2 separate regions of the Mus musculus genome follow, and region 1 is linked to region 2. The links are chromatin loops, found by intact Hi-C in ENCODE. Cell type or tissue: left cerebral cortex. All regions are shown on one strand. Region 1 overlaps Nol4l (nucleolar protein 4-like). Region 2 overlaps Asxl1 (additional sex combs like 1).

Region 1 (5,000 bases), 59 kb after region 2:
AACCCTCTGAGTTCAAAGCAGCATTTTGAGAATGAACTGGTAGTTAATCCTATAACCACCTGTGGAGTCATTTGTGGCCCTTGAGAAATAGGGAGGGACAGATGGGTTCCACCTGTTCAAAGTCCTCCAAGACCCTCCTGGCCCTGCCTGCCTCTCCCCAACACCGTCCTTGGGAATAAACTGTCCATTTGTTGAGTGGTGAGAGGAAAAAAAAATGCTTTCAGATGGGTCCTGTATACTATCCCTGGTCTAACAGATGATCATCCACCACTTCTCTTGATAGCCTGCAGGGATCTGCCTGTAAGGACTCGGGGGTGAGGGGGGGTGCATCCTGCACTGGCATGTTCACTATGACTTGAGATCACCAATGACTACTGTGTGCCTGAGGCTTCCATCACACTGCAGTGGCTGCAGGACAAGGCTTTGGGAAGCTCCTCCTGGGAAAAGGCGGGCCACAGTCAGGAAGGGAGGCTTGACGCTGCATCTTTTAAAACAAAAGGAAAACAGAACAAGTTCCCTGACTTAACTAGGTAATGGAATCCTGTGTCCACACTGACTTGCTCCTGGTATGGCTGCTCTGAGGCTTTGGAGACCACTTCTCTGGGAAGAAGCCCAGGTCAGCATGCCAGCATCTACTACTGTCCTGCAGCCCCTCTGGAAACCATCAGCACTGGCATTGGTTTTATTTCTCTTGAAAGCAAAACACATGGAACCTATGCTCACACCGTACTCTAGGAGCAGGCTGCTAGTGGCTGGTCAAGACTGCTTGCAGTTAGAAAATACCACTTAGATATAGATTATGCTCGTCCTTACAGATGTGTCCTGTGGGGATAGAGGGAGGAGCCCCTGCCTAGTCTCTTCTATCTTCTTCCAAAAATGCAAGCCATTTGTGTCTAGCTTGGGTACTGCCTCTGGGAGCAGACAGAATGCGGTAAGCAATTGATAACAGAAATTCTAGGGTGGCGATTGTCTCTGCCAATTTTCAACATTTTCACAAATTGCCTGGAGTAACATTTTGCAAAAAGATCTACTGATTACTTTGTAGTATTCACACACAAAAATAAATATTTACACAAATTCAAACATCCAGGAGTCCTACTGAGCAGGTGGGGAACTGGGCACATGTTTGGCCAGCTGTGGGGAGGCCTGGGCACTGGAGTTTGTGCTGTATGAAGGGGCTCAGGTGTCCTGGCCCAGTCCAGAGGCCTGGTGAGCGGGCACATGAAGGCAGAGGTGGTGTGGCTGGGTAGGCATTGTAGGCCATGTGAAAGACCACATTTAACCCCAGTGTGGAAGTGTGCAGGGTGGGGAACCCTGCCTTACAGCCCTGAATCTGAACAGGTAGGGTATCTGCACTGGCACTGCTTGCCTACCTGTTTGAAGGGTAGTCTGTCAGGCTGCCACAAGCAGTCCCTGCCATAGACCAGTTTGGGAAGGGGCACTCGCTCTGGGACCAAGAGTGGCTCTTTGTGGTTAGCTTAGTGTCCACTCAGCCCTGGCTCCCTTGAGGCCTCCTAGCTCTGAGGGAAGAAAGGCAACAGGGCTTCTGCCATCTCTGGGCAGGGGCAGGCAGCAGAGTGCTGCTGTCATGGCTACGGAGTGTTGAGGGAGAGGCCCCCTGGCCTGCTGAGGTCTGGGTGAATCCCTGGTTTTAGCAGCACTGGTAGGTATTGCACAGAGCAAGAGGAAGTGCCTGTCAGGGAGGAAGGAAACCAGGTCAGCTTTTTCTTGTCCCTTGTCACACTCCAGGGACTAGGTTTCTTACAGGACAGGCCTTTCCAGAAGAAAGTTTGATCTTAGGAGAATGCAAGTAGTTCTGCACTTCCACCAACGATCTGATCCCTCTACTCCCATCGTGAGGTGAGGAGTGGAAACCATAATTCACCCTTGGGCACACAGATGCCTGGCCAAGAGAAGTGGCCCCTCAGCAGGTTACCTGGGGGCTGTGTGGGACCTGGACCAGCTCCAGACACACTATCCTGTCAAGCATCTCCAAGAGCCCAGGCTATGGCAAGCTGCTGGTTTTAAGGGCCAAGCCCCTCTGGGCTCTGGCTCCTGGACACTGGGTCTCATTTACCTCCCAGAAGATAGCTACATTGTGTGGGAGTTGGGGGAGACAGCCGTTCAGAACACACTTGGAGCACGTCCTGGAAAAGCCCACGCTGGAGTGTGAGGTAGAGTACAGGTGACCGTGTGACTGGGACTCTGTCGGATGGGATGGGTGGCTGCTTTTGTTTGTAGTGAGTGTTGGTGAGGTCCCTCTGTTTGGCAGTGTCCCTGTGGCAGCACTGGGATCTGCAACAAGACAGCCTAGTGGTGGAGTGTGGTGGCCTTCCCAAGGGTATGCTGGGCACTCGGGACAGTGAGCTGGCCCCCAACTCTGCTGGCCCCCAGCTCACATCAGTGTAGTGATATGGAATGTTAGGTACAGGGATCCATCCTTCTGATTAGACAGACACAGACTGGCAATCTGTACAAACACAAAAGAATCCATTTCAGAAAAATAAATTACTAAGGGGAGAGAAAGGGTCCACTTTTGCTCTTCTCAATAAATATGCAATTCTGCTCACCTAAGACTTGAAAGGTAATTATGGGGGGGGGGAGTTCTAACATCGTGGTCCACAAAGGTGATTCTAAATAGAGCTGTAGCCCCTGTGCCTTTTCAGGGGAACCTCAACCCTTTTAGAGCTGCCCCACTGGCCTCTTTCCAAGCAGGTCAGAGCACCCATGTGGTGAAATTAAAAAAAAAAAAAGAAAAGAAAAGTGTCCTTGTGCCCAAAGTCTCAGATGCTTGGAGTGCAGCTAGAAACAGCTCTTTTGGATCCCACCTCTTTCAGAAAACAGTGTACCAACTGGTGAGGCAGGAAGCTGGGTCCAGGCTGGGACAGCCTCCTGGCGTCGTGCACTCTGGGGGCCAGCAGGGTCAGTTCTGCTGTAAAATGAGGTTTTCCAGTTCATCTGCAGAACGCAGCAGGAAGGCTGCAGACTCTCGATAGCCTGCGATGAGCTGCCGCACAGCACTGATCTCCGTGGGGCTAAGCTGGGCTGTGGGCATGGTCCTGCTGGTGCTGTTGCTGGAAGGGGTAGGCGTGGGAGGAGTTGGGGTAGAGGCCCCGCCTTTCATGCTGAGGTCTGTGGGCCCTGTAGAGAGGGAAAGATGATTTAGAGTCTAAAGTTTAGAGGAAGCTGAAGCCCCTGCCTGCATCTGGGCATAGATTTGGAAGCCCTGGTCTATATCCCCAATGGCTATATTCCCAGTATTTAGAATGGGGCTTTGACATGGCAAGGGTTCTAGGCTAAGCTTTATTGTTAACCATATGACAGGCAAAAGAGAGGTGGAGAATTCTACCCAAAATCACATGGCAAGTGAACAATGGAATAAGGAGGCATGCATCAAAAACAAGGGCTTTGGTATCAGGCACAGCACAGTAGGCTTCCAACCTAGCTTCCTGCCTCTACCTATGCCGCCCATCAGACATACATCCCAGCTCTGGCTGCGGCTGAGGAAGAGGCACCTTGAGCCACAGAAATGTCTCCTATTAACTCCTGAGCCCTGCCGCTCTTCAAGGGGTAGTCATGGTTGGAACAGGACTAACAGTCCCAGGAAGCAACTGTGCTCCAGGCACTGTGAGAAAGAGCTGTTGGCATGTTTTGGAGGCAGTAGCATGGATGGGCCTTTTCCCCAGAAGGTTGAGAGGGGAGGCTACCATCCCGGTCTGGAGAGGCAGTGAACACCCTGCCCCTAGAGGGTTTACAGGTGCTTGTGGATGGAAGAGAGGCAAGGCTTGCTTTGCCTCAGCACCTCAGCTCTTCTTCCTCTGAGGAGTTTCACTGTCCCAAGTGAGGAGGCTGACGCTTCTGGGACAGAAGGGCTCAGAAGAGGACAGAATAGTCTGCTGTCTGTCCTCCACTGGCTGACTGTGGCAGAACAAACACACACACAAAACAACCAAACCCAAGCTCTTAAGATCCCTGGGGAGAAGGGGACTACAGCCACCTCTTTGCCCCATTAGAAGCTCCATGGAGTAGGCTGCCAGCACTCGAGTTGAGCAGGTGTATGCTCGAGTCCTTCTCTGCCACCTCATGGGCAATTTCAGAACTTCTTCGAGCGAGCTTCTGATTCCAAAACAAAGCAGGGAGCCGCTTCTTGGGAACAGGAGCTTCCATAAAGCTTGGGGAAGCCCAGATAGCCCAGCAGACAGGCGTTTCAGCCTTCTTGAGAACTAGCTGCAGAGCCTACCAGGAGAGGCACCTCAGCTGGCCTACTGGACATGGAAGTAAACTCCCACTAGACATGGAAGTGGCAGAGCTTGAAAGGCCTTGTAAGTATTAATCCCAGCACTCGGGAGGCAGAGGCAGGCGAATTTCTGAGTTCGAGGCCAGGGCTATACAGAGAAACCCTGTCTGGGGGGGGCGGGGGGGGAGGAATGAAGAGAGCTGGGGAATGAATGAGAGGCCTTGGTGACCCCTTGCCACAGCAGATAGTTCACTTTCCTGGCTGTAGCCCCTTTTTCCTGAGTCCCCTACCTGTATCCTTCAACCTGGAGGCCATCTACAGGAATATATGTTGTTCTGGGCCTACTTCCCTGTAGGTTTTGATGACCAGGCTTGTTCATTGCTGCATTTACATGGCTGTATTAGAGATGGACAAAACCTTGTCTTTGGAGACATCTACACTAGAAGTAACATCTAAGGATAAATTGTGGAAACAACTGTTGCTAAAGGAAGTCAGCACAGCTCTTTATTGGGAAAAGAAGTTGGCCTCTGTGGTTGTACTGTTGTTGTTTTTTAATTTTAATTTTTATGTGCATTGGTGTTTTGCCTGCATGTGTGCCTATGTGAGGGCGGCAGATCTCCTGGAACTGGAGTTACAGACAGTTGTGAGCTGCCATGTACGTGCTAGGAATTAAGCCCAGGTATTCTGGAAGAGCATCCAGTGCTCTTAAAACTGCTGAGCCATCTCTCTAGCCCCTGACTGGACAGTTCGTAAACACAGTTAT
Region 2 (5,000 bases):
TTCCCTTTGAAGTATCCTGGCTTGGGAGATTACTTTTACTGTGGAACAATGGGTTCACTGAAAAAGAGATTTGACTCTGCTGATATAGATTAGGGAGTGCTTCCAGAGGGAAGGTAGTTTCTGATCTGAGCCTTGAACAGTTAGTGAGATGTAGGTAGGCCTGTCACAGAGGCAGAAGCTGATGAAAAAAACATGGCTGAAGGAGGAGAGAAAAACTACATGGGTGTGAATATATTTGCAAAGTGTGCAAATGGGGTGAAACAAAGAGGAATTGCAGGTATGAAGATGTGTGGGTCGGTGAGGCAGTCTTGCTGGGGGGCAGATAGGTTATTGAGAGGCTTTGTGTGCCCAGCTTCTGGGCACCTACGGGTGCTTACTCAAGTTCTTTTCAATTTGAAAAATGACCCTGAGAGGAAAGTCTTAATACTTGAAGAGTGAGAGATTCCCCCTTTGGCTCAGGTTGGATAGGTACATAGGTACTTGCTTCAGTTTGGAAGAATAGAATTGAAATCTTATCCTGTCTTATTCTAAAGCCTGCACTTTAGTGGCTGGCTGGGTTCTGGAAACATACTTTCTGCTGCTTATGGAGAGACAGAGTTGCTGAAGATGATTTTGAAATAGGAACATGAAGGTAGACTGTGTGGTCTGCTACAAGGCAGGTTCCGTGTGGTTTTAAGTGAGGGATAATCACAAACAGGAATGGATTTGAGAACAGGGCTGGACTCAAGGATATAATTGAAAAAGCTGTTGTGTTGGGTCACTGGCTGTGGTAGTGAGCCAGGTAGATGAGAGCGAAGGGTGCTACATGTGTGTTGTTAAATTAGGTGCCAATTAAGGTAAGGAATGTAGGGAGAAAGGGTAGGGATGGAGGGGGAGATAAAGGAGAGTTGCTCAGGTGAATTAGAGTTGAATGAGTTAAGAATGGACAGTTAGACTGATGAGTCATACAGAACTACTTGACTCTGAAGCTTGGGAGAAGTCGGGTAGAGGTAGATAGGGTCGGAGTCATCAGGGTTAGAAGCAGCACTAGTAACTGACAAGAGCAGTGTCAAAATGAACAGAGAGGCTAAGGAGGAAAAAGGGGAGGTTTGCTTTAGTATTTCCTTCTCCAAACTCTGACTTCCTTTAGTGATAAGGTCTGTTGTAGCCTTCCTTTGGAACTTCCTGCCTGCCCACCCCACCCCCATCCCCCTTTAATAAGTGACAGAACTTGGGTGTTACACTTGTTAGCTTGGAGTGCCTGCAGCAGCTGCTCAGGTGTCGAAAGTGAGATAATGAAATGACAACGTTCTTTTCCTGTTAGAGGAGCATTTCTGAAACAGCTCAACTTTGTGAAGATTGCTGAGGAAGTACATTAGTTACAGACCTAGTTACTGATGGACTAACACAGGCAGGAAATTAGGTTCCTCATTGTTATGTGAGTCACAGAGAAAACTTACAGCATCGTGTTGTCGAGTGACAAAATGTACTGTGGCAGTTAACCCCAGAATTTCATGGTTTAATGGGAAAGAACTGAAGCTGGGCATGGCTCACACTTGTAATCCCAGCACTTGGTAGACAAAGGCAAGCGGGTCTTTGTAAATTTGAGACTGACCTAGTCTACATAGTCAGTTGCATGTCAGATGGGACTGCATAGTGAGACTGTATTTTAGAAAAACTTCATATATACACACATACCCAGATGAGATAAGGGAATTAGTCAAAACTTTTTTTTGGAGGCTAGTTTTTATTATGTAGCCTGGCTGGTCTTGAAGCCACAGAAACCTGCTTCTGCTGGGATTAAAGGCATGCGCCACCACACATGGCCTTGGAAGGTCCTTGAGTAAATTTCAATCTTGTCATGTATTTTGCAGAAGTTTTTTGTTGTTTGTTTTGTTTTGTTTTGAGACAGGCCTCATAAGAGGTTGCCCTGCCTTCTGAGTGCTGGGATTAAGGGCATGTGCCACTGTTGCTCAGTTACAGTCTATATTTAACGACATTAAACTATGCAGTTTCCAGAGCTGCTAAGGTCTTATATATTATTACACATTGATGTTAAAGTAGCTGTCCTTAGAATTGAGAATTAGAATATTTTCATGTAATTGTGGCTTTTTTTCCCCCTAATTGCAGTGAACTTTCAGTGTACTGCTAAGAGTGTGATTTGAATCTGAAGTAATTGTTTTAATGCCATGTTGGGGCTTTGCACTTCTGCCATCGAGCCATATCTATAGCTCCAGAGTCATTTTGATAGTGGTAAATCTCTGGGGCTGGAGAGATGGCTCAGCGGTTAAGAGCACTGACTGCTCTTCCAGAGGTCCTGAGTTCAAATTCCAGCAACCACATGGTGGCCAACAACCACCCATAATGAGATCTGATACCCTCTTCTGGAGTGTCTGAAGACAGCTACAGTGTACTTACATATAATAATAAATAAATCTTTTAAAAAAGAAAAAGATAGTGGTAAATCTCACCTGTCACTGACAGCTCCTCATAGCAGGCCATGCTACAGACTAATGAACGTTTCACACTGAAATCAGAACGTTTCTGTTTTCTCAGGTGTTAGAAAACTACTCAGATGCTCCAATGACACCAAAACAGATTCTGCAGGTCATAGAGGCAGAAGGACTGAAGGAAATGAGGTTTGTATTGCTCTTACTGTTTAAATGACATATGTGCCTGTGAGAGTCATCTGTTGGTCTATCTGTGGTTGTGTATGTAATGGTAGTGTATCTGGTGTGTATTTTGAGGGTGGGAGTGGAGTGGGTAAACATCTGTTTGTTTACATCAGAAATACAGTCTTTCACAAGACCTTACCTAGGTCTTGACTTACAGCTAGAACTGGGTTCTTCTTTTCTTTTCTTTTCTTTCCTTTTTTTTATTTACATGAGTACGCTGTAGCTGTCTTCAGACACACCAGAAGAGGGCATCAGATCCCATTGCAGATGGTTGTGAGCCACTATGTGGTTGCTGGGAATTGAACTCAGGACCTCTATCAGTGCTCTTAACCGCTGAGCCATCTCTCCAGTCCGGAGTTCTAACTTTCTAATACAGTTTTGTTTTTTTGTTTTTGTCTTTTTTTATTTTTATTTTTATTTTTTTATTTTATTTTATTTTTGGTTTTTTGAGACAGGGTTTCTCTGTGTAGCCCTGGCTGTCCTGGCACTCACTCTGTAGACCAGGCTGGCCTCAAACTCAGAAATCCGCCTGCCTCTGCCTCCCAAGTGCTGGGACTAAAGGCGTGCGCCACCACGCCCGGCTCGTTATTTTGTTTTTTAAGGTAAGGTCTCATTGCAGCTTTACCTTCTCGTAGACTCTTGTTTTCAAGTTTTGGTAATAGAGAAGGAACAAATATATATATTCTTTTCTCTATACTCTTTATACACAGGCCTGAAGTCTTTTCCTTTCTGATCCAAGAAAAATGGTCTCGGTGCCATTACACCCTCTATCTATCTACTCACTAATTTAGTCATTCACTCCTGTTTCTAAGTCTCTTGCAGCCCAGGTGGCTTCCAAATTGCTGCTCAGCTGAGGGCTTGCCTTGAATTCTGATCCTCATGTTTCTACCTTGCCATCCACAAGTAGCTAATTTAGCCAGTTGTGATGCAAATATACTAAGGAGTAATTTGTGGAATTTGATACAATGTAGTTTTCCTGGAGAACAAAAAAATACAGAAGTAATTGGAGGCATAAAAACCAGGGGTGCCTTTAATTCGGTTCTTTTCTCATCATTATACCAATTTCTCCTTTTTTACTTTTTTTTATTCATCTATATCTGTCTATCCATTTATTTTTTTTGAGACAGGATTTCCCTGTGTAGCACTGACTATCTTGGAATTTATTCTGTAGACCAAGTTGACCTCAACTCAGATCTACTTGCCTCTGCCTCCCAAATGCTTGAGTTAAAGTCATGTGCCACCTCTACCCAGTGAAAAAAACCTTTTTATTGTTATTGTGTGTGTTTTACACTAGTGTATGTCTAAATGGTGTGCATTTACTGCCTATGGAGGCCAGAAGAGGGCATTGGGACAACTGGAACTGAAATTACATACAGTTGTGAACTGCTAATGGGTACTGGAAATTTGAACCCAGGTCCTCTGGAAGAGCAGTTAATATTGTTCTTTTTTTTTTTTTTTTTTGGTTTTTCGAGACAGGGTTTCTCTGTGTAGCCCAGGCTGCCCTGGAATTCACTGTAGACCAGGCTGGTCTCGAACTCAGAAATCCACCTGCCTCTGCCTCCCGAGTGCTGGGATTAAAGGCGTGTACCACCACGCCTGGCCAGTTAATGCTTTTAACACCACTGAGCCACTACCTCAGCTATTTCCCCACCCACCTTTCTTTTTAATGTGAGCGAGGAAGGGGGAGTCCATAGAGTAGCAGTCCTTTTTTGGGGCTTGGAACAAACAGCATTTTGTCTGTGGTGGATATTGCATACATGCTTATGTATGTGCAGGGGCGTGGCGTGTGTTAGATCAGAGGACAACTTTGGATGTCATTCTTCCTTGCTTTTTGAGAAAAAGGGTCTCTTATGGGACCTACTGCTTGCAAATTGGGCTGTGCTGGTTTGCTACCAAGCCTGTCTCTGTCTCCCCAGCACCAGGACTGCAGGCGCCTGGCTACCATGCCTGCTCTAGGTTTTTTTTTTTGTTTGTTTGTTTGTTTGTTTTGTTTTGTTTTTTTAACATGTGGTTTTTGGGGTGTGAAGTCTGGTCTAAGTGTTTGCTTGAGAAGCACTTTATTGAAGGAGCCCTAAGCCCTAATTTCTCCTCAGCCCTAAGCAGTTAGTGTATTATATTGCTAATCACATTGTAGGCATTTAAAGTGAGAAGTTATTTCTCAGGTTGCATATTCTTTAGCTAATGTATTGTGGGATGGGATGCTTGGGGTTGCCTCCAGCCTATCTATTTGACTGTAGCTATGCACTTTACAGTGTGATAATTATGCTGTGTTTTTCCTCCCATGTGCTCTTCTCCGTCATCACGCTGATGTCTTCCCTGCTGCTGGATAACTCTATCAATAGAAGG

Evidence for each region. A loop is a pair of places that touch in the nucleus more often than their neighbours do. Peaks named below come from ENCODE experiments on the same cell type or tissue, not always from the same donor. Only the 100,000 strongest peaks of a DNase experiment are listed, where the experiment ranks them.
Region 1: a loop joins it to region 2, with 1.9 times the contacts of the local background. A loop is called at or near these places in 8 of 42 quality-filtered maps.

The regions. Positions count from the first base shown.
Region 1 is chr2:153,408,689-153,413,688 of GRCm38, forward strand. Nol4l (nucleolar protein 4-like) reads right to left here. Exons shown (of 11, transcript NM_001134300.2): 11 at 1-3,141. The coding sequence ends at 2,924. It also overlaps the pseudogene Gm14472. Among named protein-coding and RNA genes, the nearest start is that of Asxl1, 65 kb to the left of the region's middle. In left cerebral cortex, CTCF peaks have their summits at 2,270 and 4,103; a DNase peak (open chromatin) is centred at 2,098; H3K27ac peaks cover 385 bases.
Region 2 is chr2:153,349,654-153,354,653 of GRCm38, forward strand. Asxl1 (additional sex combs like 1) reads left to right here. Exons shown (of 13, transcript NM_001039939.2): 2 at 2,536-2,618; 3 at 4,997-4,999. Among named protein-coding and RNA genes, the nearest start is that of Asxl1, 6.3 kb to the left of the region's middle. In left cerebral cortex, a CTCF peak has its summit at 2,884 (motif pointing right); no DNase peak of the experiment used is centred here; H3K27ac peaks cover 558 bases.